Regions from separate parts of the Mus musculus genome. Here region 1 is linked to region 2. A link is a loop called in an ENCODE intact Hi-C map of the cell type or tissue named here. Cell type or tissue: heart. All regions are shown on one strand. Each heading gives the region's core, and the rest is flanking DNA. Links, peaks and the distances in the headings are about the cores only.

Evidence for each region. Peaks named below come from ENCODE experiments on the same cell type or tissue, not always from the same donor. Only the 100,000 strongest peaks of a DNase experiment are listed, where the experiment ranks them.
Region 1: it touches region 2 in a loop (2.9-fold over the local background); 7 of 42 quality-filtered maps call a loop at or near these places.

What each region holds. Positions count from the first base shown.
Region 1 is chr6:8,267,298-8,283,970 of GRCm38, forward strand. It overlaps Umad1 (UMAP1-MVP12 associated (UMA) domain containing 1), which reads left to right. Exons shown (of 4, transcript NM_001302354.1): 2 at 3,176-3,284. The coding sequence starts at 3,203. Among named protein-coding and RNA genes, the nearest start is that of Umad1, 16 kb to the left of the region's middle. In heart, for the core only: CTCF peaks have their summits at 7,353 (motif pointing left), 8,026 and 11,325 (motif pointing left); no DNase peak of the experiment used is centred there.
Region 2 is chr6:8,690,685-8,698,684 of GRCm38, forward strand. The region is part of intron 6 of Ica1 (islet cell autoantigen 1); the gene reads right to left. Among named protein-coding and RNA genes, the nearest start is that of Gm35621, 71 kb to the left of the region's middle. In heart, for the core only: a CTCF peak has its summit at 4,127 (motif pointing left); a DNase peak (open chromatin) is centred at 777; H3K27ac peaks cover 1,025 bases.

The DNA of each region.
Region 1 (16,673 bases), core at 4,331-12,330, 420 kb before region 2:
AAAATTTACCATTTTAGTTCTAAAACTGTCAACTGAGGCAAATTCCATTTGCATAATATTCAATTAGTTTGCATGATATTTTACAAAACTGAAGTAGTTGCTACCTTATAAAAAGTAGGTTATTGCACAATACTTGAATTTCTAGTATACCTTAAAATATTGAAATGAAATTTACGTTTTCTTTTTTGTTATTATTTCTTTTATGTTAGGATTCACAGTAATGAATGGGTGTCGTTCTGGGGCCTTCTTATCCTGCTTGTCTTCTTGCATTCCTTCCTACTGTTCTTCCTCAGCTTAGCGCTCTCCGTGGTCTCTAAGGAGGGAAATTCCAGTCGTTTGAATTTTTTGGCTCTTTTTCATCTGTCTTTTGTGGAGATGAATAACTGAGCTTTTTCAGTACACTACCCCTTTTCCCCAGATATTTCTTGTCTCAATCAAGTTATCACACTTAACCTCTACAACACTGTTTAAAACATTTAGTCTTCGTACAAGACTCTTCTAGAGTATTTGAACTTAATAGTCAACAAATCTTGTTATGCTGCTCTGCATATTCTAGTATTTTGACTTTTCATTTTAAATAGTTCTTCTTTATTCTTCTGCACTCTTGATTTCTGTGGCATATCTACATATTTTTTGATTCTAGTGAGGTTAATTCCTTTGTTGTCCTGTACATACCTTTATTCCTATTGGCTCTTCTTTAAAAACAAACAAACAAACAAAAACCCTTCCTTCTCCCTCCGTTTGTATTGGTGCCCCACCCATCGGATGGAGTAGAAAATAGTCTGCTAGGGCTTTTAGAAGTTTTAGTGCTCTTTCAGAAATGATTTATGCCGTTTAATGAGTTCTTGTCTTGGATTAAAACTACAAAAATCATAAAGTACTGCCCTACTCTATTTTGTAATTCTCAATAGAAAATAGTAAATGTTCATCTACATTTATATTTGATTTCATAATCATGCATTTCATAATTTGTCATATGGAAGAGGAGAACTACATATTATTTAGGATTTAATTTGTTAGTATGAAATTCACTATTTATTGAATTTATCTGGAACAAGCATGAAGAAGAAAATTATGTTTATAAATATGCATATATATCTTCTATAGTAAAGTGGCTGCTATATTTCAGTCATGCAGAAATTTTACTTCTGATATATTTATATTAACTAGTGAGATTATACACACAATAAACTTGAAAAGTATTTTTTAATGTCTTTATCTTTTTTGTCATGGGTGATGTTACTTAAAAAGAAAATCCTCAGAATAATATGAAAAAATAGTTGTATTATGCACTCTGTCATTCCCTGAACTTGAGAGCTGTGAGCTCTGTCTTGCCTGGCATCTGATAAACCTGCTGGACGTGGTCTGTGTGTGTTATTAAGTGAATATACTGCCTGTGTGTGTTATTAAGTGAATATACTGCCTGTGTGTGTTATTAAGTGAATATACTGCCTGTGTGTGTTATTAAGTGAATATATACTGCTCTTTATGTTTTGGTGGTGTTGAGTGCATAAAGAAATGATTTTACTTTTGTACACAGAGATTATCTGTCACAAACACAAATTGGCTTAAACTTTGAGATGATTTTCTGAAAAATTGTGAGCTAAAATATTTATTTAATACCCAAATATGCTAGTAATGAATATTCATGTGATTTGCATGTTTCTTCTCCCAGTTTTGGCTTGAGAATGTGAAGTCAGTCCCTGTGTAGCTCAGAGATCCTATGTCTGCCTAGTAGGAACAATGTTGTAGTTAGCAAATAATAGTTTTTTAAGAATGAATTATGATTTTTCTCCTATTTGCAATGGTAAAATTTGCTTTGTGTGTGTGTGGAAAGTAATGGAAAAGGGAAAGAGCGTGTACCCTCCTAAGTGCCAGGATTCTAGGCATGTGCCACCATTTCTCTTTTTGTTTTGTTTTGAATTTTCATCTTGTTTTTCACCACCCCCATAAAGCTCATGTCTCTTGGTTTTTTTTTTTTTTTTTTTTTTTTTTTTTTTTTTTTTTTTTTGGCTCTACCATATATGAGGAGTTGGGATGAGGGCCATCTTCCTATATTGAAATATTATCTTTTTTTTTTTCATGGCTGATGTTTTGTCCTTTCCAAGTTTTAATCCTTTTAAAAGAGAAATCTCCTAGGTGTGGTGGCACATACTTTTGATGTCATCCCTGGGCTCTGGGGATTAGGGCCTGACAGAGGCAGAAAGATAGATCTCTTGAGTTCAAAACCAGCCTGGTCTACAAAGGTTCCAGGCCAGTGGGAGGAAGGAAAAAGAGAGAGAAAAAGAGAAAGTGAAATTACCAGCTGTTTTCTGTCAAGAGCTAGGCTCCTTTACCATTTATTTACATTGGGCTTAGTGTCCTGCCCTTCCTGGATCTGCAGCTCTAGTCATGAAACCTGCACTCATCCTAGAACACTTGTCAGCGTCATGGAACTTTTCCTCAGGTTAAATGTTAGGGCTGGAATTTATGAAGACTAAACTTCAGAGTGCTTTCTACCCTTAGGACTCTTCTTTGCCCTTCATTCTTTTGCTCCAAGTGCCTGAGGTAGCAGCTTATGATGTGGCCTTGCCTGCACCTTGGCACCCTTCAGTTTGTATCCCACTTGTTTTCTAAGGGTTTTCATTCTACAGGACTATGCAAAGATGGAGGTGGGGGGCAGGGCATCAACACCAAGATGGGAGTTTGGGGTTGGCAATAGTGTATATGGGTACAGTACATTGCCTGAAGCAGGTAAGGGGGTAAAGGCTGTCTGCAGCTCCTTCCTTCCTTCTTTCCTTCTTTCCTTTTCTTTGTAAGTGGTTTTAGCTTTATGAAGTTTCAGCTAGATATGCAGAAAAGAAACCTAGGCAAGCCCCCCCCCCCCAAACTAATGTTTCTTCTGTGGTTTGTGAAGGTATTATCAATTGATTTCAGTCTTTCATGGAGTGCTTTCCTGAATCGTTAGAAACCGAAAGAGGTTGCAGACTTTTAGGGCACAGATTTTAGACTGGAAACAGATCTATCTTGCTTTAGACCTTCTATCTTTTGCTATGTAGAGAAAGGTTGATGCTTTTCAGTCTGGCCGTAGAATCCTTGGAGTCCTTATTGTGCTACCTTTATGACAGCTCCTTACTGAGAAGAGCAGGACTATCTGTTCCATCTGAGCTGACCTCATTCCGAATATCTGTTTCAGATAGCAGCAGCAGCGGCGGCGGCGGCTATGTTTCACTTCTTCCGAAAGCCTGCAGAATCCAAAAAGCCCTCTGGGCCGGAACCGGAAGCAGATGGATTTGTCCTCTTAGGTGAGTCCTTAAGAAACAAAATCCTAACTCGGTGAATCGTTTTAAAAATTAGTTGGTAATGATACGAATGGATTGTAAACTGTCTTCTAATTTCAGAGTCAGATGTATGAGACAGTGTCTCTGTTGCAATGTCAGGAGTGTGCGCCTGACAGCCCGCAAGGCTCTGCCAGCCTCAGCGAGTTTCTCGGTAGGGTTTTGTTGCTTTCTCCCTTCACAACAAAACTTCAGAAACCTTTAGACCTCTTGGAAACTATTGCCTTCTGGAGTTTGAGCAATATACGCTTCTCACAGGACTTTATTTCAGCTAAGTTTGGTTTTTCCAACCACTGTTCTATGTTTCTATTTTAAAAATATCTATAAAGGTAAGAATTATACAAAGAACTTTGATAAGTATTTTTTTTTTTTTGGTCTGAGCACATTTAGAAATAGCATTATTCTCTTTCACCATGCACTCATTGAAAGAACATGACAGTGGCTCTCTGCAGTGTTGAGGTCACACAGTTTCTAGAGCTGCTTATTTATGTATCTTCCTACATCTGTCCCTTCAGTTGCCAGCATGGGACATTAGGGGCAAGCTCCATCCATGGGTGATGTGGCGCTCCTTTTTGTGCAGTCTCTGCTGTCATGTAGCCTTGACCAGATGTCTCCCTGTTTACCTTACAGCTGCCCTAGTAGGTATGTACTTTGCACCTGCCTTTGCAGGGAAAGTCCATCTGGTACGGCCTGCCTTTCCTGTCTTAGCAAGACTAGCATTAGAAGTATCTTTGACTGAGACTCAGAAGTCTCACAGGCTTCCAGATTTGCTATTTCATGAGGGAATTTCCAAGACTTTAATTACTCTAATATGCGGGTACCAGCTGTTCTGCCTTTTCTATCCCCACTCTAATGGTATGTTTTCTCAGAAGCTGACATGCTGTGTTTTGAGCAAGTTTTCCCAGGACCGTGTTGGACTGAGCATGATTGATGTTGTCCCAGGACCGTATGTCTAGAAGTTTGACACTTATGAAGAGGAATCAATTCTGTATAATCCTAGAAAAACAATAAAATGTGTAGTGTAGTTGATCTGACCGTATACTTTGTTCAAATGACCCAGCGGCTATCAGCCTAGGCCTCCATGTTCCTCAGGAGCTGTCAGCTGATTCTGTCTGATTAACTGCGGTTGGTTTTAAATGTAAAGTTTCCATTTCAATAATTTTATTGAAGGAAAAACAACAACAAAAATCTTTGTATACCTGGTGTTCTATGGGCTTTGTAAGGCCTCTTGAGGTTCGGTGCAGTCAGTCAGTGTGGCGTCTGCCCTCGTTTCTCTTTTCATCTGTCACATCGTCTCACGTCTAACTCAGAGGCACTGCACAGGCTTACAGTTAAGTAGCGATCCGAATGCTGACTTCACAGGCAGAGCAGGGTTGACACCCTACTAGGTTTTCCAGTTTTAAGAAGTTGTTTAACAGTCCCAGGTGTTAGTATGGAACTGAATTAATTAATGCACAGAAAATACTTAGAGTATTCTGTAAGTAATGTGGTACTATCACCGTGTACAGAGCACTAATGTTCCAGGTTCTTTGCCGTGCATGAAGCAACTTTGGACTTAACCTGGGCAATCCGGTGCCAGAGCCTATCTTTTTAGCATCTGTACTGTTGCAGTTCTGAAATACTACACTGTCAGCATTTCATTTTTCAAGCTGTTTGTTTAGTTGATATAGAAGAAGAAGCATATGAAGTTGTGACGCACTGTTGACAATATGGCGACTGTAAATAATAATAAAATCCCACACATGTCAGCGAGCTGGAAGAAAGGGTTTCAGTGTTTTCACTGTGTCCTCAGTTTTAACCTAAGCCGTTAGTGATGGTGCAAGGGTCCAGGATTCAATGAAGAATGATATCCCAGACTCAAATAGTATATAAAGGCAAAGAGTAATTTATCCTGCAGAAATCTACCATGCTGGGGTCTCTCAATCCAAGATGGAGACCACAAAGTGAGGGATTTAAAGCACATTAGGGAAATTCTGGAGTAGGTGACCTTTATCTTGCTCCATCTCTAGGGACATTCCAGAACTGAGTGGGGGCTGGAAACTGCTGCTGGGGAAGTCTGGAAACTGCTGCTGACCCACTGTCCTTGCCTCAGGTCAGGTGGTGGGCAGCTTCTGGTAGCTGGGCAGTTTCTGACTAGCTGCCTGAAGCCTGGGTTCTTTTTTTCTAGTAACTGACTTGCCTGGGCTTTCCTGGACTTGCCACGTTCTTAGGCATAGTCTCCTTGACTGCCAATTTGAAGCCTGTTGTGGAACCAGCCCAGCCTTCTCAATAGTTTAAGGCAAAAAGAAAAAGCCATACATAGCAGCCTTATTTATAATAGCCAGAAGCTGGAAAGAACCCAGATGCCCCTCAACAGAGGAATGGATACAGAAAATGTGGTACATTTACACAACGGAGTACTACTTAGCTATTAAAAAAAATGGATTTATGAAATTCCTAGGCAAATGGTTGGACCTGGAGGGCATTGTCCTGAATGAGGTAACCCAATCACAAAAGAACTCACATGATATGTACTCACTGATAAGTGGATATTAGCCCAGAAACTTAGGATACCCAAGATATAAGATACAATTTGTGAAACACATGAAACTCAAGAGGAGTGAAGACCAAAATGTAGACACTTTGCCCCTTCTTAGAATTGGGAACAAAACACCCATGGAAGGAGTTACAAAGTTTGGAGCTGAGACAAAAGGATGGACCATCTAGAGACTGCCATATCCAGGGATCCATCCCATAATCAGCCTCCAAACGCTGACACCATTGCATACACTAGCAAGATTTTGCTAAAAGGACCCTGATATAGCTGTCTCTTGTGAGACTATGCCGGGGCCTAGCAAACACAGAAGTGGATGCTCACAGTCAGCTATTGGATGGATCACAGGGCCCCCAGTGGAGGAGCTAGAGAAAGTATCCAAGGAGCTAAAGGGATCTGCAACCCTATAGGTGGAACAACATTATGAACTAACCAGTACCCCGGAGCTCTTGACTCTAGCTGCATATATATCAAAAGATGGCCTGGAAAGAGAGGCCCATTGGACTTGCAATCTTTGTATGCCCCAGTACAGGGGAACGCCAGGGCCAAAAAGTGGAAGTGGGTGGGTAGGGGAGTGGGGGGGTATGGGGGACTTTTGGGATAGCATTGGAAATGTAAATGAGGAAAATACCTAATAAAAATATTTTAAAAAAAGAAAAAGCCAAAAAACAGAAACAACAACAACAACAAAAAAAACCCCTGAGAACATTAAATTGTGTACTTTACCTTTTAAACATGAATGTACTTTCTTTTAAATAAAGGAGAATTTGGCATTTTATCACTGTTTATTAAGTTTGGATCCTAATTTGGCTACCTCACTGTTTATTCTCCGATATTTTAAATAACTAAAATATTTTTAAATTATTATATAGAACTAACCTCCTGGAAGTTGAAGGCTCATAGTAGTATTGTTTTTGTAGTAAAATATCATTAGCATTCACAGACTTAATCGACTTAACTGATAAAAATTCTAACCATTACTAGGAATTATTGTATTACCATTAAAATTTATAAAGACAAACTTTAAAATTTTTTTTATTGTGGTAAACTACCTGTTTTGTCATGTCACTCTATAGCAGTCTCTTTATGTAATATTTACTTTAATCTCAGGGCATACCATATGAAAATACTTTGAAAAGATAAGTTCAGTGGTATATTTTTTCATAGTTTTATTGTTAACAGGGTACCATATTCACATATTTTGGAATATGTACTAGTTACTTTTCTGCTGTGAGAAAATACTACAGCCAAAAGCAACTTGTAAGAGAGAGTTTATTTGGGCTCATATTTCCAGAGGACTAGATGTCCATAACAGCAGGGAAGGAAGGTACGGTATCCTGAGGCCAGGTCAGGAGGCTGAGGGATCAGAGCAGGAAGCAAGGAGAGAGAACTGGAAGACGGCTGAAGCTGTGAAGCTGGCCCGGCAAGACTCCCTCCAGCAAAGCTCCAGGTCCATAACTTCCATAACTTCCCCAAGCAGTGCCACCTACTGGGGATCAGTGAACCTGCAGGTAAACTTTCACTAAAAACGGCCAATAGATATTCACCTAAGATTTTTAAATTAGTATCTGAACCAGAAACATTATAGGAGCAAAAAATGATTGGTTTTGTTTTCTTATCCTCTGGCTTCTCAGTGAGAAAGTCTATGACTGAGAAACAATCCCCTGCCAGTATGGACTGTTTAGAATTGGTTACAGTATCTCCTTAGAGCCTCTATGACCAGTTTCTAAAGAGGCCACAGTCAGTTACACTGTTAAATCTGAAAATGGTGCCCCTTTCCTTTCCTTTTCCACCTGAGAATACCTTCTCCTTTCGGCTAGTACTTCTATTTAATGGTCACTTGAAATTTCAGGTCCAGGACAGCCAAGGCACTTTACTTGATAACAGGAGTATTTAGAGTAGTCACGTACAACTAAATTAGTTCATGTTTATGGAAAGCTTTTTTCTTTACTAGGACTTCTGAAGCTTTTGCTCTCTTTAGATTGTAGAGCATGTAGACTAAGCATAAAGTGAGGGGTGGGGTTAGTAGAAAAACATGCTTTCCCTTGTGTACCCAGAATTCACAGCAGAAGGCTAGAGCTCATTCAGTAATGAAGTTGAAGTAATCCTCCAGGTACTCCATCTACACAAAAACAAATTGCAGTTTCCCTTTGCATCACTGGGTGGCGATTTTTCACAGTCTTGAGCTACTGTTTAAAAAGCTAGCAAGCAAGGCACTGTTTGTAATTACCAAGGCCTTCTTCTGTTATGACACATTTAATTGTGCTTTTAACACATTATCTTTAAGTTGATTACAAATTTACTAGTGTAATGTGCAACCTTGTAGTTATTTTAAATTAGGAAAGGGTTTTGCAGGGTTGGCAGATAATTCTATCCAATACCAAGACAAAGGCATGCATTAGCTTATTATGTTAAAGCAAAAATAGAATATAAAATGAAAAGAAGTAATGTAGATTATTGTTCTTGCTCCAGTAATATTGTTGACCAGATATTGAGTATAATTTTAGAGGAGTGAGAATGAAATTGGGCAAGTAAACTATCACAGAGACAAAAAGAATTGTATGACAGTACGGCTGAACCCATTTCGTTCTTCAGTATATGCAGGCACTTAAAGTAGGACACAATAACTCTAAGCTTCTTTTAAATTAAAACTAATTTAGTAATTCATAGTAGTTTGGATTTCATCTTTAAGTATTTGATATTGAAGTGCATATCTTAGTTTCCCCCTTTCTTGGAGCTTAAGTATGAAATTAGATTTTATCAGTCGTCTTAAAGACTCTTTCCTATTATATTCCTGATTCTGGGAATTAAAGCATGCACATATATTTCAGTAAGCCTATTTTATTTTTATTTAGGACTTTTAAAAGGTTTTTTTCCCATCTCTGTTTTTCTCTTTCTTTCTTTCTTTCTTTCTTCCTTTCTTTTTTTTTTAATGAAGGCTTAGCTGTGTACAATGAAAATGTACATTCCACAGAATGGGAAATAGTAAGTAACTTTCATTCTGTGTGGAGCCAAAGGCTTTAATTGTGACAGCAAAACTAAATAGGTTTTCATAATGTGCTTCCTGTTTTAACTCCTGTCCTTACAGAACAAATGCACAGATCTTTAAAAAGTATTCATGGATTTAAAAAGTAATTTGTTCTTGACCTTGTATAGTTATAACCAGAAAAACTCAAATATATTTAATTTATCATAGTGATCTCTATTTTTACTCTTGACCTTTAAGTTCCAAGGCAAATGTTAGAGGCTTTTTCATTTAACTTCATTAGGTAATGAAAGTTCTTATTCTCCCAGCTGTGTGTAAGGGATGGAATTTTCACAGTATTTGTTCCTTAATTCTGCTCTAGCTCATCAAGGTGTTCTCCCTATGTGTCAGAACTCTGACATCCTTCTAAACAACATGCAGTATTGTAGGGATGGCAGTGTTCAAGAGTTGCTGAAATCATTCTTTCCTAAGGTGCTGGTGGGAGAACAAAGCATTCTTAGGTGATAACGCAGAACAAGATAAGGCCTACTTAGGGCCGTTGAAAAGTTGCTGCTTGGCTAGAGAGAGTATATCAGGGTCACTGAGGAAAAACCGGTCTGGGAAGGTAGTTTGTGATAGGCTGAGACATTAGAATTTTATCCCTCATGCTGTAAGGAACTTTTAGTGCATTTTAAAGCATCCGTGACTTAATTTTTTTAAATTCAATTTTAGTAATAGCTTTTAAAAAAGAAGTTAACTTCTATCATTCTCTGTAGACCAAGAACTATTCAAAATTATACACAGTATTATGACTTGAATATATTTCTGTATTTAGTATATGTCACATTACGGTGATACATAAGCCGGCAAAACAATAGTCACACAACATAGGGGTGCATGTTGTGTAGCAAATATCTGGAGTTGAACATTTTCCTGTCCTTTCGTTTTAATATGATACAAGGCAGAAAACACTAGTTGTATTCATTTTCCTTTCTTCCTTTTCTTTTCTAGCTCTGTGGCTATTTTCCATTTAGGTGTGGGGTTATTCTGTTTGCAGATTCTAGGAGAATTTTATTTTATTTTATTTTATTATTATTATTATTATTTTTTTTTTTTTTTTGTTAAAACCCAGTTGGGCTAGCCATGATGCCACATGGCTTTAATCCTACCACTGGGGAGGCAAAGGCAAGTGGGTCTCCTAAACAACCAGAGCTACATAGCAGAGATATTCTGTCTCAAGAAACAAGGAAATAATAAATAAATACCAAAATTAAAATCAAAGCGGAGCTGGTATGCACCTTTCTTCCTTGCTTGCTGGATTGTGGACTTGGTAAGTTGGGAGACGTCTGAGTGCTCTCTTGCCCATGAAGCCTAATTATGTTGTGAAGGTAACTGGAGAGTATGCCCTTTGGAGCTGGGTCCTTGAAGACTGTGGTCCTGTCAGATGGTCCTTTGATACTTCCCTTTGAGCATCCCTTACTAAAACATGAATATGTTTCCATTCTGTGTAAATCACTATTTTATTTTGTCATTTTCAGATGAACTAAACCTAAACTAATATAGGCACTTAACTGGAAACCATAGTAATTTGAGATTCTCTTCAAGTTCTGTCATTTAATGCTTTATTATTTCAATCAAGCTGTCATTTCAGTCTTATTTTTCTTCTCTATGAAATGTGGATAGTTTCATGATTGCCTCATTATCTTGCTGGGTAAAATGAAACTATGGGGGAAGTATCTGAACAAAAACTTTAATTTGTTCGCTAATTCTAATCAGTTTAGGGTTATCTTTAGTCATTTAGACAAAACTGGAAAGAAAGTTGTAGTAGCTTTACCAGTGCTTGGAATGTCACAGACTTAGTGATGGATAATGAACAGAAATCTATTGACTCGCTTAACTGGAAGCTAGAAAATGGGAGATCAAGGGCCTGGCATTTGATAAATGGCTTCTTGCTGTGTCATCTTGGTAGAAAGGCAGAGAGAAGGCAGCAAAATAGCAAGAAGACCTGAACTTAGCCTTATATAAGCAACCTAGACTCCTAATGCATTGGTGTTGCGATAATGACATTAATCCATTCTTGAGGGTAGAGACCTCCTGGTAAATCTCTTCTTGAAAATTCTGTCTTATAATACTGTGACACCATTCCATTTTAACATGAACTTGGGAGGGAACAAGTGTTTCCTGATTTTAGGCCGGACTGGAAGGCCTCCCTGCCTATAATATGATCACTGCCCAAACCCACTGAAAGTTGAAATGCTTAGAGTCTGTATTGAGCAGGGAAACATGACTAAAGAATTGAAAATTGTTGCCAGGCCCTGACAATCAGTTGGAAAGAAGTGTAGGTCATGACAAAGCACTTGCCTAAAAGGTATAAGGCCTGGGGGCTGGTGAGATGGCTCAGCAGTTAAGAATACTGGGTGCTCTTCCAGAGATCCTGAGTTCAATTCCCAACAACTATATGGTGGCTCACAACCATCTATAAGAGGATCTGGTGCCCTCTGCTGGCCTGCGGATGTATATGCATCAGAGCACTCATTAAATAAAATTTGGGGGCGGGGGGTGAGGGGGGAGGAAAGAGAGGGAGAGAGAGAATATGGCTTTTAGTGTGATCCCCGGCACTGAGACATACAACTGTTCTTTTCATCGGGAATGGTGTATACCTTGGTGGCATCTACACATCATGTTACTGATGGGCTTACTATGCTGCGTCAGTGGTTTACAGGAATCATTGTAAAGTGTTTTGGCTCTAAGTCAAAGGGTTAAGCTACAAACTTATGGGCTGACTTCCTTTTATTTCTGGAGCCTGCCATTTTCAGATACATAATGATACAAGCTGAAAATATGCTTGGCAACACCATAGGAAAACTGGAGGCCTTAAATGGTTTGGTGAAAGATTACTTGAAGAAATTGATAACTGTGACAATCAACTGTTTCAGCAGTTGATATTGTGTATCAGTCTGGGAAACCAAATGGAATGGTCTGGAAAGACCCACCCTGAAACTATATGCTAATTTTATGGGAAGAGAGTTTGTAACTAGGAGTCTCAGATTCCCAAATGTCTGCTGCCCTAAAAGTTACCAAGAACTATATTCTGGATGCTGGCTTGCTTTATAAGGCATCTGGGCTGTGTGTTCTCTTAGACAGCTCTCTCTTCTGGTTATCAGGTACTTGAGAACTCCGTTCTGAAAAGGAAGGGTGGTTTGGACTCACAGTTTCGGAAGGATCAGTCCATGCTAGGCTGGCAGCATGATCCTGTAGCTTCAGGTGTGTGCTTCAGGCAGTACATGACGGTAAGAACACATGTTGCAAGAAAAGCGCCTTCTATCTGGAAAGTGAAAGAGAGGACTGTGGAGTCCAGGAGTGTCGTCTCCCTGCCAGGACCAGAGATGCTGTGAGCTGTCCCAGAAGCCGTATTCTTAACGTCGTGATATTCCTAAGCCCTTACTTTCTGGGTCTCTGAGGGAGACTTAAGAACCAGACTCTGGTTTTGTTTGCTTGCTTCTTTGTTTGTTTTTAATTTAAAATCACCACAGTTTTACTTGAATTACATACATTATACACTAGTGATTCTCAAAATATCACATTATATTGAAGTTTTTAAATATAATAATAAACATTTTATTTTAAAATATTAAGTATTTCATTATAAATTGAGGTATGCATTTTACTATTTTCTATATTAAAAGTAAGAATGAAACAGGATATATAATAGTTTTTAAGGCTAAAAGAATCTAGGGATAATTTTCAGCATTTTTGTTTGATAAGTATTCAAAGTAAATGAAAGCATATATAAATGTGTGTGTGTTGTGTGTGTGTGTGTGTGTGTGTGTATTGCTTGCTAAGAGATATCTGGCAAATATAGGATAGAGCTACCTAATTAGGAAAAAAAATGCCAAAATTACATTTGAACCAGCTATAGTGGAAATGTTCTCTCCATGGTGGGATGTCTTTCTTGCCTGTAGGGTTCTTTTCATTGCTAAAGCTGGGTTAAATATATCACCATAGAAATTTAATTATGGTTTATACCTGTTATAAAAATATGCTAGTACCTAAATACATTTTAATATTCTCAGTTCCACTCTACTAAAATGCTTTGCATGCCTTAAAGGTGTGCACTTTCTCTCAGCTCCTTTTAGGTCTCCAGGGTTTCAGGATCTTGAAGGACGTAGAGTTCAGTGTGGTACAAAATGGCGTTTCTCCAGGCGTGCTTTGTCTGTACCTTCCTGAGACCAGAAAGAGGCAGTGCCAAACTGAGTAAAGGTGATCTTCTCACAATTGCAGGACAAACACGGCTTGGAATTTCAGACTTTTCATTCTAAAACTTTCCAGTAGCTTTAGAGAGAAGCAACATTAACTTGGCAAGCAGCGCTTGGGCAGACACAGTGTGGCGTCGCCAGGGCTCAAAAGGGAGCTGCTTACTTACCAGTGGCCGGTGCTGACTCGTGCAGATGGTCCTTTCTTCAGACATTTGTAGTATGTTCTTGACTTTATAACCTACACATTGAGATAAATTGAAAAGATATAAATAGAAAATAGAGCAGACCTCTAAAAAAACCCCAAAATTTAAAACTAGAGCGATGGATTAAATAAGTTATCAATGTGATAGTTACTATTATAGCGTAAGAGAATTTCGCAATGTTCTGCACACTGGGAAACCTGACAGCATTCAGTGTGTGTAGAGTGCACTGGAGAGGTGAAGGTGGGCCCGGTGCTGTCTGCTTTCTCCCCTTACATATTGCAGGTCTTCTTCCTGGGCGAAATGCTTCCCCTGATGAATGAGGGAGGAAATCGGGCTTTTATTTCTTTTTTCTTTTTTCTTTTTTTTTTTTTTTTTTTTTGGTTTTCCGAGACAGGGTTTCTCTGCCCTCGAACTCAGAAATCTGCCTGCCTCTGCGTCCCAAGTGCTGGGATTAAAGGCATGTGCCACCATGCCTAGCCTAGGCTTTTATTTCTTAAAGTTTTTTTTTTAATATAGTATTGCATTTTACTGATATTCTTTTGTATATATAGAAAGATTGAAAGATTATTCAGTTGCCCTAGTCTCTGTTAGAATACGTTGATGGTACTGAAATGGACATAGACACACACACATACACATACATATTTGTATATGTGTATATACTGAATTCTTTATCAGGACAGCAGTAAATCTGTATAACGGCAGTATATCAATTTAGCTTGTCCCATACTAAATGTTTACTAAATTTCTCTTAAGATCATAGAGAGGAAACATAACCATAACAGGATTTGAGACTGGCAGGCAGGTAGAATCTTGGGGAGAGTTGACTGAGAACAGACTAGGTAAGCTTTAGGATTTGTGATATCAGTGGTTCCCAACCCCTTCACAGGTGGACTAAAACCACTGGAGGTGTCAGATCTATGCCTCATGTTTCATAGCTAGCAAAGTTTCAGTTACAGTAGCAATGAAAATAATAATATGGGTGGGGAGCACTACAATATGAGGAACTGGGTAAAAGGGTCACACCATTAGGAAAGCTGAGAACCGCGGTGATAGATTGTTGAGACCTCCATAATAAAACCCTGCATTGACAGCTGTTCTTCTGCATCCGTGGACACCTATCCTGAGAAAGAAGAGAGCACTCTGTTCCCCTGTCTTATATCTCTTATAACTTTGTTATCTGTATGTGCTCAGTTTAGCTCCTAGTTCTCTTATTGGAAATCTAATTGCCAGTGATACTAGGCAATTAGACCAGAGAGATCTGTCCTCAAGGATGAAATAATGCTGTCATTGTTTAGAGTAGATCATAGAAATGGGCTCCTGATTATTATGGCTTGGACAATTTTTTTTTTTCCGAGACAGGGTTTCTCTGTAGCCCTGGCTGTCCTAGAACTCACTTTGTAGATCAGGCTGGCCTCAAACTCAGAAATACGCCTGCCTCTGCTTCCCAAGTGCTGGGATTAAAGGTGGGCTTGGACATATTTTAAAGGGTTTTTAAAAATGTGGGTATATGTTTCACCTGCACTTATGACTGTACCACATGTTAGTGTGGTGCCAGCAGATGCCAAAGGAGGTAATCAGGTCTCCTGGCACTGGAGTTACAGACAGCTGGGACCTGCAGTGCGGGTGCTGGATATTGAACTGGGTCCTCTGAAGAGCAACCAGTGCCCTAACTACTGAGCCATCTTTCCAGCCCCCAGATTGGACATATTTTAAAGATCTGTGTGCTGAGAATGGCTTGATTCCAAGAATAAGACAGATTTTTACTGAGAGCTAGTGAATCTTTAAGAGGCCTAATGAAGGAGATTGATTGGTCAAGGCACTTTCTCCAGAGAGGATTAATGCCTACCTTTCAAGGTGTTTGCTCTAAGACCATGTTATTTACTGTGAGAACAGATTATCATAAAGAAAATTTGACTTCATCTGCTTTCTTGTTTCCTTCTGCCACCATGTATCTTCTCTCTCTGCCACATGTTCTTGTGACTGCTTTCACATGAACTATTACTATAAAATGTTCCAACATACTGTGGTACAGAGGTCCTTGTTATAAACCAAATTGATTGCACACCCCCGTCTAAGACTTTGACCTTCTGAAATGGTAAGATCGGTACACCTAGTTTTTCTTTTTCATAAACTACCTGGCCTCAGGTGTTTAGTTATGTAAAATACACTGCCATATCTATCAGATGATGAATTTTTCTCCCTGGCATTCCTTTTTCATCTCTTTGCTATGGATAGTGTATCAAATTGTCCATAGTATATGTCATAGTATATGTCATAGTATATGTCATAGTATATGTCAGCTTGTCAGCCTGAGCCTTTCTGGTCTCCATAATCATAAGAAGTAAATCCCCATTCTTTGTAAACTACCTGGTCACCAGTAATCTGTTAAAGCATACTAGCATAAAATAGATCTTATATTAAACATAATACATACATAAAATAGACTAAGCTACCACCTTTAGTCTCTGAAAAGCAGTCGGTCAGCAAGTAAAGAAGGCAACATTGGTCATAGTTGTTAATGGGGAAATACGTCTAGACCCCAAAGAAAAGTGACTTGCATAGAACTAGAGATAAAATTAGGGGATATAGCTGAGGCATTAGGAATTATATGTTGTATTGTTATTGTTGTTGTTTTGTATTCTCCAGAGCAGGATAGCAGAAAAAGAAAGCTACCTTAGGAGAGAGGAGCTGGCCTGAGTGACAGACAGGAAAAGCAGGTGGCTGGATAAGATCCTGTGTTCGCGCTGCTGCTGCTGCTGCCGTGTGATGGGAATTCAGATTTGCAGGCTTGATGGAACAATATGCCTAGACTTTAGCAGAGTAGGTTTTCTTTGTCTCACTAATTTCACTTTCAGTTATTTATCTTTGAAACAGGAAACTGTAGCTTATAAAGATAATATAGTTAGTGTGGTTTTGTCACATGTATTTATATGTCTAATCTGGCTCCTGAAGGGAAATCATTGAATCACAAATCACACGACTCCAGGTGATTTAATTTTTATGTATTACTATTGAAATTATATATCTTACAGATTCTCTATAAAGGCTTTTAATTCTCTAAGATATTTACAACAATATTTATGAATCTTATCTGATAACTGTAAGCTATAATATGGAAAAATCTCAACCTTTCCCTTGTTCTATAATAATTTAATAAAGTATTTCCAAGGGTAAAGAAATGTCTTGGAGAAACTAGCTAGTATTTTATTGGTTTCAGTGTTTTCATGGACGTTGACAGGACTTATTCCCAAAGTTGCTTCATGAAGCCAGCACTTACAATCTTAAACATTAAGGTCAATATTTGATAATATTTTCTATATTTTCAATGGGTTATATAAGCATATGCCATTTATTTTGTGATCATTTTTATTATAATTTCAATGATTTAGCAATTTT
Region 2 (8,000 bases), core at 1-8,000:
CAAGAATAATTCACACTTGAAATAGGATCTAATGACCTAGTGTGGATTAAAACCTTGTGTGCTTAGGACTTCAGGCACATTGAAGGGAGATGAAAGAAATCTGTGAGCTTACTTTAACATTATTTTGGACTAAATACTAAATATTTTTAAGATACAAAAAAGGAAACAAACCAGAAAAAGGATATTTTAAAAGTTCTGTTTTAGTTTTTTTTTTAAAAAATTGGAGACTTGAACAGATGGGCTGGAGAGATGGGCTCAGCAGTTAAGTGTGCTTACTACTCTTACAGTGGATCTGAGTTCACCAGGCACCAACATCAGGTGGCTCACAGTTGCCAGTAACTGACACCAGGGAATTCAACATCCTCTTCTGGCCTGTGAGGGGCCTGTGCTCTTGTGTACGAACCCACACTCACCATACATTTAATTAAAGCACAGAACAAACTAAAATAGAACATTAAAGCAAATGGTCTGACTAAAGTTATCCATCTCTCATCTCTCTATCTATCCACCCACCCATTCACCCACTCAGTGAGGTATTATTTCCAGTTCTAATCATCAAATACTTGTATTGATGGTCATGTAAGCTAGACCATTTTGCAACAATAATGATACATTTCATTGCACCTACTTTTTTTTTTTTTTATCTCTACCAGCAATGTGTCTCCTACATACTTCTCTTCTTCAGTCTTAAAGCACCATACATGGGGCTACCAAAGCTATCTTCCTCCAAACCACTCCCCTGTGGCCACTTCCTTGTTCAGGAACTTTCATAATGACATAATATCAACAGGCACTGAGGCACAGAGGCAGAACTCATAGCTGCTCCACTGTGCTATGTCACCTCCAAATGACAGACAGACCCGTGAGAATCATCCATAGGTGTATTATTTTTAATAATGAGTGAAGGGTGTGTATAGGAAACTGGCATTTTTCATAGAATAGAGAGAGATTAATATGGACAATATGTTCCTAGAGGTATTTGGGGACACAGAAATTTGCTGTTATTGTCTGAGATAGGGTTTCACTCTGGAGCCTAGGCTGGCCTGAAATTGTAGCCCCAAGTGTTAGCACTCTGTCTAAGCTCCACCCCACAGTTACCTGGCAACAGCCAGGTAGGCCTGACCCACTATAAAAGGGGCTGCTTCCCTTCTTGCTCCCTGTCCTCTCACCCTTAAGCCACCCTTCCCCATTCCCTTCCCCCTCTCTCCAAGTGCTCATGGCCGACCTCTCCCTCCCCTCCCCTCCCTCTCCTCTCCTCCTCCTCTCCTCCCCCCCTCCTCTCCTCTCCCCTCCCCTCTCTCCTCTCCCTCCCTCTCTCCTCCTTCCTCTCCCTCTCCCCTCCTCTCCCCTCCCCTCCTCTCCCTCTCCTCTCCCTCTCCTCTCCTCTCCCCTCCCCTCCCCCCCCCTCCTCCTCCTCCTCCTCCTCCTCCTCCTCCTCCTCCTTCTTCTTCTTCTTCTTTTCTCTCTCTCTCTCTCTCTCTCTCTCTCTCTCTCTCTCTCTCTCTCTCTCTCTCTCTCTCCCCCCCCTCTGTCTCTACTACCCTTTTAACTTACCTCCCCTTGCTGTGAATAAACTCTATTCTATACTACATCTTCCTTGGCTGGTCCCTCAGGGGGAAGGGATGCCTTGGCATGGGCCCACTGAGACATCCCTGTTGCAGGATGTTCCCTGTCCAATCACATTAGGGCAGTGGGAGGCTTGTGATTGGACAGGAGAAAGGAGGCAGAGCAGAGAGAGAGGGGGGGGGGAGAGAGAGAGAGAGAGAGAGAGAGAGAGAGAGAGAGAGGGAGGTCGTGGAGAGGGAGAACCAGAATGGCGGCTGACGTGTTATCAAAAGGTTAGAAAAATTGAATTAAAGCTTTATCATTATCATTTGGCTCTGAAATTATTATATTGGCATCTTGTAAATTGTGTTATTATTGATACATAAATCTGATTGGCTAATTAAGCATTAAGAGTAATGATTCTACTGGGTAATTAGGTGTTGAGAGGAACTCAGGGGGGCGGTGGGGGGAGGGGAGACAAGAGATGGCCTGGTGGAAGCTATGTGGCCTCAAAGGGCTGAGTTAGTGGGCCAAGAGACCAGGCGAGTGAGATCACCTGGCGCAGGGGCTAGCTCTAGAGAGTTGTTGTCGGTGGCAGGAGTAAGGGAGCCTGGCCTGGCCCTGCTGAGAGATGTCAGGTTCATTTTTTAATATTTCCTATAACACATACCTCAACACATCACCAAGCTAGCCTCTACCTCACTTTAATCCTCTTGCTTTACCTCTAAAGTGCTGGGATTACAGATATAAAACACACCACACCCAGGTGAGTATTTTTCAATATCTAAGAACACTAGAGTTTCTGCCAATCCAGCTATCAGTCCAAAGAAAATCCTGAGTTCCTTAGGAGAAGAAAGTGCCCTGGAGAGGAAGATGTACTGTGTGCTGCCTTCCCAGGGCAGGGAAGGAGATGGCGTACTTTTAATTTGGTGAAAGATCTCCTGTATTTGCTTTCTCGGTGACAGAGGGAGGAGGGCCAGAGGCCTAAGCAAAACAGCCATAAGGACAGATGCAGAAGCTCTGCTTCTCGGTGAATCCGTGTTCGTAACTCCGAGAGGAGATGCTTAAAATAAAAACCAGAGTGAGCCAGCCACAGGAGCTGCTGCTCATCTCGATCACAGCACTTGGTTCATAAGCACTGGCTTAGACATGTGTCTCTCCCACCCAACACTGAGCCCACTGAGGGCTGCCATCAGCCTTGTCTGACTGGATCCTCAACACTAAGCCCGGAATCTGGCACAATGCGAGGGCTTTGAGTAAAAGGTCTCTGAATGGATGGACAAAGGAAGGAATGAAAGGAAGAAAGAGAGGAGAGTAGAGCCTGATCAACTGAAGTCATTATACCAGACAGAGGCTTGGGACTTATTTACACCAACCCTATTTAATGGCTGATGTGAGAGCCACAGGGATTAAAGGGTTTGTTGAGGCCTGACAGTAAATGCAATGGTAGAGGTGGACCCAGAACCCAGGACAGCAGGGTCCTTCTCCTCCTCCCGCTGTGAGGAGCCAGAAGACAGCCCTTCTCACAGTCATCTGTCAGCTGGTTGTTGAGAATACAAAATACATTTTCCCATGGATGCAACTTTTCCCCCCTCTCTTTCTCTCTCCCCTTTTTTTTTTTTTTTAAATGGTGGTTCGGTTCCCAGGCCAGGCCACAAAAGCTTATTTACCCCAGAGCTGAGCTCAACTATAAAACCAGCGGTAGCTCTGAGGCCTCCCTAAATCCCCAGCTCCGAGCTGCAGTCCGAAGGGCAGGTGGGCAGCTGGCTCTGCAGGGGGGTGGGCGGACCAGCCTGGAGCAGACCAGGAGAGCAGGCGGGGGCTGGGCAGGGGGGCTGGGCAGGGGCCCGGGCAGCAGCTGCAGGAGGCTCCAGCAGCTTCTGAATGCCTTGGTGGTTCTTAAGTGGATTGTTTGTAAGTTGGGAACTGTCTGTACTTAGAAAGACAGATTTCAAGAGGTACGGGGATCCTATTTCACTTGAAGGCCCACAGTAATGAGGGTTCTTTATTCGTAATGAAGTAGCCACTAATTGGAGGGACAGGCTCGGGAGGCCTGCTGGAATTCTGTACTCCTGGACCAGAATTGAGTAATATTATGCAGTAGCCTGGCAACCCTTTACTTTTGCACAAAATTCATATAAAAAAAATCTCCTGTGAATGCCTGTCTGACTTTACCGTGTTTATTATTAATAATGATAATAACAGGGTAACTATGTGCAGCACTAGGCTGAGGATGTGAATGGAATTCTCAGTTTCCTCAACTTTTTCTCCCCAGCAAGATTAGGAACATTTGGAAAATCCTTCCCTCAGAGTGGGCTGAAAGCCTCTGCATCTGCCCAGAGGAGAGAGAGATGGCTCCAGTTTCTTAGAGCTCATCCAAGGGATGGTCTTTTCTTTCCTCCTCTTCAGAGAGGCAGAAATATTCCATAGACTCACAAATGCTGTAAAAGCGAACACAGGAGAAGAAATGTCAACAGAACTGGAAAAGTTACCATAGGGAACCGATTACAATAAGGCAACACAGTTAGCCTTTCTGGATTTAATGAAATATGGTCAACTACACTGGAATGTTCTGGTGCCCCCTGGAGGATTCTGAAACCTAACGAGACTGGTTATTTAGTACCTTTCTTTGGATGTCTCTGAAAACCTTCAAGAAGCAGGCAATGTGTTTCTTCTCCCTGGTTCAAACAGACTTAACCCGGCTCAGCCACAGGCAAAGGGACAAAGGCACAAACCCTAAAATTCAAATGGCTTTAACCACCATACGTTTGTCGTTAGAAATGGAGGCTCTTGGATCAGAAGCAGAGCCTATTTTTGGCTCATGAAGTTTATACATCCAGCGGTGCAAAGTTCACAGTTGCATGTGTGATCTCTCAATTTCTGGGCTGAGTGTTTAGTGAACAAGGAAGTTTGCTTCTGCGAGTCTTGCTTTGTCTAGTGCAGGAAAGTTAAACATTCTGGAAAGTTAAACATTTAGCTTCTAAATTTTTACTGCTCTGGGAATCCTCTGGGACATGACTCCAGTATGCCGATGACTAAATGGCCGTCAGTGTTGTTTATTCCATAGTCACAGAACAGCCCGCAGATGTAAGGAACCATTGTGCAACTCCACTATGCATTCAGGATTATAGCTGCCATCTGCCCTCAACCCTAACTTACTGCAAGATCATTACATGGATGCATAGTAAGAGCGATACTATCCACTCTTAGCACTGGGCCTGAAAGATGTGGACCAAGATTCACCAGACTTGCAAAGAATTATGTCAACACACCAGTAAAATTATATTACGATGCTTACATTATGAATACAATGTTTTATTTTATAATACTGCCCAATTCTATATTAATATACTATCGTCTAACAATTTTAATATCAACCGCTTTTATACTTTGTGTATCAAATGCTTATTTTCTGAATTCAGATATTAAAAGGAATATTTTCAAATTCACCCCATGAGGTCACCAAACATGATTTCAGACTTCCAGAGGGGATGGAAGAATTCTTTGTGTCCCTGGATACCTTTCTCCCAGCTTTCAAAAATGGGTACATTCGGGACACTGATAATTTCCTTATCTAAACATGGAGTGAGAACAGTGGGAATTCTGAATAATTTAACAGTTTCAGAAACTCAAATAATTTCCTCTAATGTTGGGATAAGACAAGTGGAAACATTTTTATTCAATGTAGGTCTTAAGATCTTAGCGAAGGAAGGAAAGATAAAAACATGAGGTCTGCAAACAGGAAGAGGTCAAGTTATCCATGGAGACAATGTGACTTTATATTTCAGTAACTAAAAGACTCAGTCAGAAAACTTGTGGCAGGATACCAAATCACCATTAAAAGATCTGGTAGTTTTTCTATGTAACAGTAATCAACACGATGAAGAAGAAAGGGAAAAAAATGATAATTTTCACAATGGCTTCATGTTGGGAGCCGCGCCCACATTCGCCGTTACAAGATGGCGCTGACATCCTGTGTTCTAAGTGGTAAACAAATAATCTGCGCATGTGCCAAGGGTATCTTATGACTACTTGTACTCTGCTTTCCCTGTGACGTCAACTCGGCCGATGGGCTGCAGCCAATCAAGGAGTGACACGTCCGAGGCGAAGGAGAATTCTCCTTAAAAAGGGACGGGGTTTCGTTTTCTCCCTCTCTTGCTTCTTGCTCTCTTGCTCCTTGCACTCTGGCTCCTGAAGATGTAAGCAATAAAGCTTTGCCGCAGAAGATTCTGGTCTGTTGCGTCTTTCCTGGCCGGTCGTGAGAACGCGTCTAATAACAATTGGTGCCGAATTCCGGGACGAGAAAAAACTCGGGACTGGCGCAAGGAAGATCCCTCATTCCAGAACCAGAACTGCGGGTCGCGGTAATAAAGGTTCCCGTAAAGCAGACTGTTAAGAAGGATTCAACTGTATGAATTCAGAACTTTTCAGCTGGGGAACGAGAGTACCAGTGAGTACAGCTTTACGAGGTAAGTCTGATCTTGAACTTTCTAAGGAAATTCAAGACAGTCTATCAGAAGTAAAGTGGAATATGTTTGGCCTTGAATTTTTTCTAGTGTTAGAAGCCCTTTTGTTCCTTTTCACATGTTATCAAGTGGTTAAGATAGGGCGGATTCTAGATGAAATTCAGGACAAGCTATCAGAAGTAAAGTGGGGAGAGAGAGTAGGAACAAAGAGGAAATATGGTACACAAAATAAGTATACAGGCCTTTCCAAGGGTCTTGAACCCGAGGAAAAGTTAAGGTTAGGTAGGAATACCTGGAGAGAGATTAGAAGAAAAAGAGGAAAAAGGGAAAAGAAGAAAGATCAATTAGCGGAGGTCTCTAGGAAAAGGAGCCTGTGCTCATCGCTGGATGGGCTCGGGGAGCCAGCTCTTAGTAGCTCTGAAGCAGATGAAGAATTCTCCTCTGAAGAAACAGACTGGGAGGAAGAAGCAGCTCATTATGAGAAAAAAGGGTACCAGCCAGGTAAAGTGCTAGCTAATCAGTTAAGGAAGCCAAAAGCGGCTGGCGAAGGCCAGTTTGCTGATTGGCCTCAGGGCAGTCGGCTTCAAGGTCCGCCCTATGCGGAGTCCCCGCCCTGCGTAGTGCGTCAGCCCTGCGCAGAGAGGCAGTGCGCAGACTCATTCATTCCCAGAGAGGAACAAAGGAAAATACAACAGGCATTTCCGGTCTTTGAAGGAGCCGAGGGTGGGCGTGTCCACGCTCCGGTAGAATACTTACAAATTAAAGAAATTGCCGAGTCGGTCCGTAAATATGGAACCAATGCTAATTTTACCTTGGTGCAGTTAGACAGGCTCGCCGGCATGGCACTAACTCCTGCTGACTGGCAAACGGTTGTAAAAGCCGCTCTCCCTAGTATGGGCAAATATATGGAATGGAGAGCGCTTTGGCACGAAGCTGCACAAGCGCAGGCCCGAGCAAACGCAGCTGCTTTGACTCCAGAGCAGAGAGATTGGACTTTTGACTTGTTAACGGGTCAGGGAGCTTATTCTGCTGATCAGACAAACTACCATTGGGGAGCTTATGCCCAGATTTCTTCCACGGCTATTAGGGCCTGGAAGGCGCTCTCTCGAGCAGGTGAAACCACTGGTCAGTTAACAAAGATAATCCAGGGACCTCAGGAATCCTTCTCAGATTTTGTGGCCAGAATGACAGAGGCAGCAGAGCGTATTTTTGGAGAGTCAGAGCAAGCTGCGCCTCTGATAGAACAGCTAATCTATGAGCAAGCCACAAAGGAGTGCCGAGCGGCCATAGCCCCAAGAAAGAACAAAGGCTTACAAGACTGGCTCAGGGTCTGTCGAGAGCTTGGGGGACCTCTCACCAATGCAGGCTTAGCGGCCGCCATCCTCCAATCTCAGAACCGCTCCATGAGCAGAAATAATCAGAGGACATGTTTTAACTGCGGAAAGCCTGGGCATTTTAAGAAAGATTGCAGAGCTCCAGATAAACAGGGAGGGACTCTCACTCTTTGCTCTAAGTGTGGCAAGGGTTATCATAGAGCTGACCAGTGTCGCTCTGTGAGGGATATAAAGGGCAGAATTCTTCCCCCACCTGATAGTCAATCAGCTTATGTGCCAAAAAACGGGTCATCGGGCCCTCGGTCCCAGGGCCCTCAAAGATATGGGAACCGGTTTGTCAGGACCCAGGAAGCAGTCAGAGAGGCGACCCAGGAAGACCCACAAGGGTGGACCTGCGTGCCGCCTCCGACTTCCTATTAATGCCTCAAATGAGTATTCAGCCGGTGCCAGTGGAGCCTATACCATCCTTGCCCCCGGGAACCATGGGCCTTATTCTCGGCCGGGGTTCACTCACCTTGCAGGGCTTAGTAGTCCACCCTGGAGTTATGGATTGTCAACATTCCCCTGAAATACAGGTCCTGTGCTCAAGCCCTAAAGGCGTTTTTTCTATTAGTAAAGGAGATAGGATAGCTCAGCTGCTGCTCCTCCCTGATAA